Linked DNA regions of Homo sapiens: region 2 is linked to region 1. Evidence: chromatin loops called from intact Hi-C (ENCODE). Cell type or tissue: B cell. All regions are shown on one strand.

Region 1 (4,000 bases):
ATTCTGGATATTAGACTTTTGTTGGGTGCATAGTTTGCAAATATTTTCTCCCATTCTGTAGGTTGTCTGTTTACTATATTGATAATTTCTTCTGTTATGCAGAAGCTCTTTAGTTTAATTAGGTCACACTTTCAATTTTGATTTTGTTGCAATGGCTTTTGAGGACTTAGTCATAAATTTTTTCCTGAGACCAATGTCCAGAATAGTGTTTACTAGATTTTCTTCTAGGATTCTTATGATTTGAGGTCTTACATTTAAATCTTTAATTCATCTTATTTTTGTATATGGTGAAAGGTAGGGGTCCAGTTTTATTCTTCTGCATATGGTTAGCCAGCTATCACTGTACAATTTATTGAATAGGGAATCTTTTCCCCATTGTTTATTTTTGTCAACTTTGTTGAAGATCAGATGGCTGTATAAATGCAGCTTTATTTCAGGGTTCTTTGTTATTTTCCGTTGGTCTGTGGGTTTGTTTTTGTACCACTATTGTGTTATTTTGGTTACTGTATAGCCTTATAGTATAGTTTGAACTTAAGTAATGTGATGCCTCCAGTTTTGTTGTTTTTGCTTGGATTGCTTTTGCTATTTTGGCTCTTTCTTTTTATTCCATATAAATTTTAGGATGTTTTTCTAACTCTGTGAAAACTGAAATTTGTAGTTTGATAGAAATAGTGTTGAATCTCTAGATTGCTTTGGCCAGTATGGCCATTTTAATAATATTGAGTCTTCCATTTCATGAGCCTGGACTAGTTTTCCATTTGTTCGTGTCACTATGATTTTTTTCGGTGTTTTCCATCTATGATATGTTTGCAGTGTTTTGTTTTTCTCCTTGCAGAAATCTTTCACCTCCTTGGTTAGATACATTCCTAGGCATTTTACATTTTGTCTGTGGCTATTGTAAATTGCATTGCATTCTTGATTATACTCTCAGCTTGAGCATTATTGGTGTACAGAAATGCTACTCAGTTTTGTACATTGATTTTGTATCCTGAAACTTTACTGAAGTTGTCTGTCAGTTCCAGGAGCCCTTTGGCTTAGTCTTTATGGTTTTCTAGGTATAAAGTCATATCATCAGTGAAAAGAGGTAGCTTGGCTTCTTTTTCTATTAGAATGCTCTTCATTTCTTTCAGTTAATTGCTCTGGCAAGGACTTCCAGTACTATGTTGAACAGGAGTGGTAAGAAGAGATATACTTGTCTTGTTAACAGTTCTCAAGGGGAATGCTTCCAGCTTTTGCCCCTTCAATATAATGTTGGCTGTGGGTTTGTCATAGATGACTCTTACTATTTTGAGATATGTTCCTTTGATGCCTATTTTGTTGACAGTTCTTGTCATGAAGGGATGCTGGATTTTATTGGAGGCTTTTTCTGTGTCTGTTAAGATGATGATATGGTTTCGGGTTTCAATTCTGCTTTTGTGGTGAGTCACATTTATTGATTTGTGTATGTTGAACCAAACTTGCATACCAGGCATGAAGCCTACTTAATTGTGGTGAATTAACTTTTTTATGTGCTGCAGGATTCAGTTTGCTAGTATTGTGTAGAGGATATTTTTGTCTATGTTCACCAGAGGTATTGGCCTGTAGTTTTCTTTTTTTTGTTGTTGTGTCTTTTCCAGGTTTTGGTATCAGGGTGATGTTGGCTTCATTGAATGAGATAGTGAAGAGTCTCTCTTCCTCAATTTTTTAGAATAGTTTCACTTGAATTGGTATCAGTTCTTCTTTGTACACGTGGTAGAATTCGGCTGTGAGTCCATTTTGTTTGAGGCTTTTTTGTGTTTGTAGGTTTTTTATTAATGATTAAACTTCAGAACTTAATATCAGTTGCTTCAAGGTTTCAATTTCTTCCTGATTCAATCTTGAGATGTGTGTTTCCAGAAATTTATCCATTTCCTCTAGATTTTCTAGTTTGTGTGCACAGATGTGTTCATAATAGTCTCTGAGGATCTTTTGTATTTTTGTGGTATTAGTTGTAATGTCACCTTTGTCATTTTTGATTGTGCTTATTTGGACCTTCTCTCTTTTTCTCTTTTATTAATCTAGCTGGAAGTCTATCAGCCTTGTTTATCCTTTTCAGGAATTAACTTGGGTTTTGTCAATTCTTTGTATGGATTTTTGGATCTGAATTTCATTCAGTTCTGCTCTGATTTTAGTTATTTTGTGTGTGTGTGTGTGCTAGCTTTGGGGTCAATTTGTTCTTGTGTTTTCTAGTTACTCTAGGCGTGATGTTAAATCATTAATTTGAAATTTTTCTAATTTTTTGAGGTTGGTGTGTTAGCCCTATAAACTTTCCTCTTAACACTGCTTTTGCTGCATCCCAGAGATTTTGATATGTTTTGCCTCTGTTTTCATTTGTTTCAAAGAATAATTTGATGTCTGACTTAATTTCATTGTTTATCCAAAAGTGATTTATGAGCAATTTGTTAAATTCCTATGTAATTTTGTGGTTTTGAGGGATCTTCTTGATATTGATTTTAATATTTATTCCACTGTATTCTGAGAATATGGTTGGTATGATTTCACTTTTTTTAAATTTATTGAGACTTGCTTTATGGTTGAGCATGTGGTCAGTTTTAGAGTATGTTCTGTGTACTATTGAGACAAATGTGTTTAATGGGTGAAACATTCTGTAGATGTTTATTAGATCCAATGGTCAAGTGTCAAATTTAGGTCCAGAAGTTCTTTGTTAGTTGTCTGCCTCAATTGATCTGTCTAAGAGCATCAGTGAGGGGTTGAAGTTCTGCACTATTATTTTCTTGGTGTCTAAGTCTTTCTGTAGGTCTAGAAGTAGTTGCTTTAAGAATCTGGTGTTCCAATGTTGGGTATATATATTTAAAGTAGTTAACTCTTCTTGACTTAACTTGAATTGAACCCTTTGTTGTTATGTAATGCCCTTCTTTGTCATTTTTTGCTGTTGTTGGTTTAAAGTCTGTTATTTCTGATATAAAAACAGAAACTTTTGCTCTATTTTGTTTTCTAAATATTTGTGTGATTTGTTTTTCTCCAACACTTTACTTTGATCCGATGGGTGTTGTTATGTGTGAGATGGGTTTCTTCAAGAGACCCATCTAGAAGGGTCTTATTTTTTTACCCAACTTTCAGCTCTATACCTTTTAAGTGGGGCATTTAGATCATTTAAATTCAAGGTTAACATTGATATGTGAGGCTTTGATCCTCTTGTGAAGTTGTTAGTTGGATGCTTTATAGTCTTCATTGTCTAGTTGCTTTATAGGGTCTGTGAGCTATGTACTTAAGTGTGATTTTGTGGTAGCAGATACTGTTCTTTCATTTTCATGTTTAGAATTCACTTAAGAATCTCTTGTAAGGCTAGTCTAGTGGTAACAAGTCCCCTTAGTGCTTGCTTGTCAGAAAAAAAAATCTTTTTTCTCCTTTGCTTATGGAGCTTAGTTGGCAAGATAGAAATTCTTGCTTGGAATTATCTTTTCTTTAAGAATGCTGAAAATTGCTGAGTTCAGTGGCTCATCCTTCCAATCCCAATACTTTGGCAGCTTGAGGTGGGAGGATTGCTTGAGCCTCCAGGAGTTCAAGACCACCCTGGGCAATATAGTGAGACCTTGTCTCTACAAGTAATAATAAAAATTAGCTGCGTGTGGTGGCATGTGGCTGTTGTCCCAGCTGCTCAGGAGGCTGAGGTGGGAGGTTCACTTGATACTGGGAGGTTGAGGCTGCAGAGAGATGTGATCGTTCCACTCTATTCCATCTGAGGCAACAGAGTAAAACCAAGTCTCAAAAATAATGATAATGATGATGATGATGATGATAATAATAATCATATAATGCTGAAAATAGGTCTCCAGTTTCTCCTGGCTTGTAAGCTTTCTGCTGAGAAGCCTGCTGTTAGGCTGAAGGAGTTCCCTTTGTACATCATCTAACCTTTTTCTCTAGCTGCCTTTAAGATTTTTTCTTTATTGTTGACCTTGGTGGCTATATGTCCTGGTGATGTTCATCTTGTACAGTATCTCATCTTGTATAGTGTCTTGTA
Region 2 (4,000 bases), 160 kb before region 1:
GCTCTAATAATATTTCCTTTATATGTCTGGGTGCTCCTTTGTTGGGTGCATATATATTTAAAATTGTTATGTCCTCTTGCTGAATTGACTGCTTTTTCACTATATGACCTTCTTTGTCTGTTTTTATAGTTTTTCTATTGAAAGCTATGTAGTCTAATATAATATAAGTATAATTACTCTTGTTTTTTTTTTTTGTTTGTTTGTTTTCCATTTGCATGGACTATCTTTTCCCATCCCCCTTAATTTCAGTCCATGTGTGTCTTTACAGGTGAAGTCTGTTTTTTGTAGGCAAAAAGTCACTGGGTTCATTGGGTCTTTTTTTTCTTTTTGATTCATTCAGCCAGTCTGTGTCTTTTGTTTTGAGAGTTTAGACCATTTACATTCAATGTTACTGTTGATGAGTAAGGACTTACTCCTGCATTTTGTTGTTTTCTGGTTGTTTTGTTGTCTTCTCTTCATTTTTCCTTCCTTCCTATCTTCCTTTTAGTGAAGGTCATTTTTTTCTGGTGGTATGTTTTAATGTCTTGCTTTTTATTTTTTTGTGTATCCATTGTCTGTTTTTAGATTTGAGGTTACCATGAGGCTTGGAAGAGAAAAGATGACTTTATCTTGTAACTTGAATACAATTCTTTGTATCTCTTTGACCATATTCATGTTTTCCTTTATATTTCTGATTATATGGAACATGTTTATAATAGCTGTTTTACTATCCTATTACTAAATTCTGCCATTTCTGAGTGTTTTCTATTGGTTGATTTTTCTTATTGTTATGGGTCATGTTTCCTGCTTCTTTACATGCCTTGTGTGTTGGTCACTGAACACTGTAAATTTCATATTGTTAGGTATTAAATTTTATTGTATTTCTTTAAAGAGTATCAGGCTTCGTTCAGTCAATTTACTTAGGATCAGTTTAACTCTTTAGTGGTTTGTTTGTAAGCTCTGTTAGGGTGGGTCCAGACAAGCTTCAGTCAGGGCTAACTTAGAGTCACTGCTAAGGTAATACTCTTCTCACAAGGCTTCCCAGTGCTCAATGTATTACAAGGTCTCTTCAGTCTGGCTGATGGGGTGGTGATATCTCTCCACTCTTGCTGTAGTTTCCAGGAATTATTCATCCTACTTCTGTCCGGTGTTTCTTTCTCTAGCCTTGTGAGGTGTCACCACAAAAAGGTACTGATCAGTACTCAGCCAAAGACTCAAAGGGATCACTCTGTGGAAGTCCAGAGGTCTCCCTCTGTGAAGCTCTTACCTCTTCAGTATTTTGTCCTACACATTTTAGTTGTCTTAATTTCCCTAAAGTTTAGTTTCTATTTGTTCAATTCAAGGAGACTCCTGGGCTCTATTTGGGTACTCTTCCCTGTGCTGTAACCTGGAAACTGCTTCTAGCAATAAGCTGGATCAGTTGTAGGGCGCAATTCACTTGTAGGGATTATAGTTTTATGCTGCTGTTCCCATATCTGAAAATAAATAATGCATTCTTTAATGTCCTCTGGATCCTTCTGGAGAACAGAATCATGTGGGGGGGTTCTTAGGCTCTCATAAATATATTGTAACACTTCCACTTCCATAAGCCTTTTGACCATTTCCTCAAAATACAGTAACACAGTTTCAGCATCCCCATATATTTTATTCTAGGACATTGCCATGTCAAGCCTATCCCAGCAGCGTATTATGACCAGTTACAAAGGCTTTGTATGATATTAAGCCTTGAATCATAGAAAAGTACTCCTATGTTAATACACTTGCTTCTATCCAAACTTATATTCTATCTTCCTTGTCCAACATCCCTCAGCTCTATCTCCCACATTTTCCTCTAAATCCTGCCAGTATGTAGTAGCATTAGGGGTTTATGTTGAGGGGAAAAGAGGGTGAATATTGGGAAGGACAAATATCTGATGACATTTTTATAAGATCTCCCTCCAAGGAGGAGGAAGCTTTTCTTCTCTTACAAGGGGAAGGGATTTGATTCTGTCACCTCAGAGGTCTCAGGACATTCTGGTGCTTTACAATTCTCATCTGTGTCTATCCAGATGTTTCTAAGGTATCAAGATGCCTCTTTGGTTTTTTCTATTAGGACTTGAATTGCTACAAGCATATAATCTATACTGCAGGTATTTCATATAGGCATTAAGTGATTCAGAACCAACTAATTTTTAGCATCATAAAATTAGGGTTTCACCGGCTTGTAGTTTGACAGGATACTTATTTATAAAATGATTTTCACAACAATCTTTAAAGGTAGGTATGATCTCGATTCAACCTTGGAGGAAACTGAAGCTCAGTAAAATTAAGTGACTAGCCCAAGGATGCACAGTGATCAATTGCAAAGAATGAACTCTATTTTGTCTCTGAAGTATGTGCACTGCCCATTATGTTACATAACCTTTCTTTATAGCTCCTATCAAGTCATTCTACATAAGAAACATCTTATGTGGGAAACACTTCAATCTAGCAACTGGTTACTGTAATGAAAAGATATAGTGAAACTAGATACTTGAATTGACCAGTTTATATATTAATAATTTTGTGATGGATTCAATTAAAGATTTTATGAAAACCTTGGAAGAGTATGAAATAATTATACAGTGTTTATTATTTTAGCTCTCATTTATCTATTTTGGATACCTGAACTTATATGTTAAAGAACATTAAGTACATATAGTTAGGTTGGAACTCAGCTGGGATTCAACTTGTTTGCTGAAACTTCAGATACTATAAACTAGTATCCTGTGTAGTCAGAATTATATTATCTTGACTCATTAACTTTATTTAGCATCTATTTTATACTACATACTGATTTTATTAACTTCTAATCACTCTTGTTTCACTTGTTTGAGATAGGTAAAGCAGAATTTATCTGGAGTTTAAGATTAAGGCTGACAGATTAAATCTGCTTCTGTTATTGTTTGTTTCTGATATTAAAAGAGACTTCTTATTATGACCCCAGTCCATCCAAATTGTATACTATAATGGATTCTATATGAATAAATTAAGGGATCTAGATTTTAATAGTAAAACCATTTTATAGCAGCAGTAGTTTTATAAATGGATATTTTACCTCTTAAACAAAATGTAATTGGAAAATAAAATACACTGTCATTCAAATAACATCTCACGTTATAAATAATCAGTTTGGATGCAGCTACAAGATTTTTCTGGCACAGAAGTAAATTAAACACTTTAGTAAATTGTCAAACTGATGAAAATCCTAACCCTGTGCATGTTGTTTTAATGGTGTAAGAATATGGACAACAAGATGTTTTTGTTCTTTTATTTTTATCAGAGTAAATGGAAGAATAGTGTCACAGACAAAGGTTCTAGGATTTTCCTGGGAAAAGGAGGTTATAGCAGTTAGAAACGCCAGCAGTAGCTTACACCAATAATTTATTAAGATTTTTGTTTTTACATTATTGGCATTCCAGGGGTAGGTGGTTACTGTTGTAGGCTCATCTTCTCAACTCTCCCATCAGGGACCCAGTTACTTTCTATCATTCTGAACTGTTATTCTTCGCGTGTACACCTTCATTCTCCTGTTGGTTGCCTCACGGCTACGAGATGGCTGCTATAGGTCCAGCCATCAGGAAAAATGGGGAAGGAGCAGGACATGTAAGATCCTTTATCAGGCCACCTTCACATATATTTTCTAGACAAGGATTATATCACCGGGCCATATTTAGTTGCAAGGAGACTGGGAAAGTGAGGAACAGAATTGATTTGGCTAATCACAACTCATCTCCAGAGAATAGGCAATTTCTGCTTCCAAATAAAGTTGGATACTGTTCAGGAAGAACAGGCTGGATATAAACCGTTTGTGTTTTGGTCAGCAATATGTTCTGGTTTTGGTTTGGTGGGAAACAGGAAGCTTACTGAGGAAGGGAGACACCTGGAAGTAGTCTTAATCTGGCCATAAGGACCATGACACTCTAATATTATTTGATGGTGTGTGGGTTTCTTTTTTTCCAGAGACATCTATAAACATGGCTTTGTTACTAAGCCAAAGCCA

The links. Hi-C counts contacts between places; a loop is a spot of excess contacts. Peaks named below come from ENCODE experiments on the same cell type or tissue, not always from the same donor. Only the 100,000 strongest peaks of a DNase experiment are listed, where the experiment ranks them.
Region 2: a loop joins it to region 1, with 4 times the contacts of the local background. A loop is called at or near these places in 1 of 110 quality-filtered maps.

The regions. Positions count from the first base shown.
Region 1 is chr10:90,045,950-90,049,949 of GRCh38, forward strand. No RefSeq gene overlaps it. Among named protein-coding and RNA genes, the nearest start is that of LINC01375, 91 kb to the left of the region's middle. RefSeq lists an enhancer at 1,548-1,697. In B cell, no CTCF peak of the experiment used is centred here; a DNase peak (open chromatin) is centred at 1,512; H3K4me3 peaks cover 505 bases; H3K27ac peaks cover 1,048 bases; H3K27me3 peaks cover 280 bases.
Region 2 is chr10:89,882,267-89,886,266 of GRCh38, forward strand. All of the region lies in intron 1 of LINC01374 (long intergenic non-protein coding RNA 1374), which reads left to right. Among named protein-coding and RNA genes, the nearest start is that of LINC01374, 30 kb to the left of the region's middle. In B cell, a CTCF peak has its summit at 2,003; no DNase peak of the experiment used is centred here.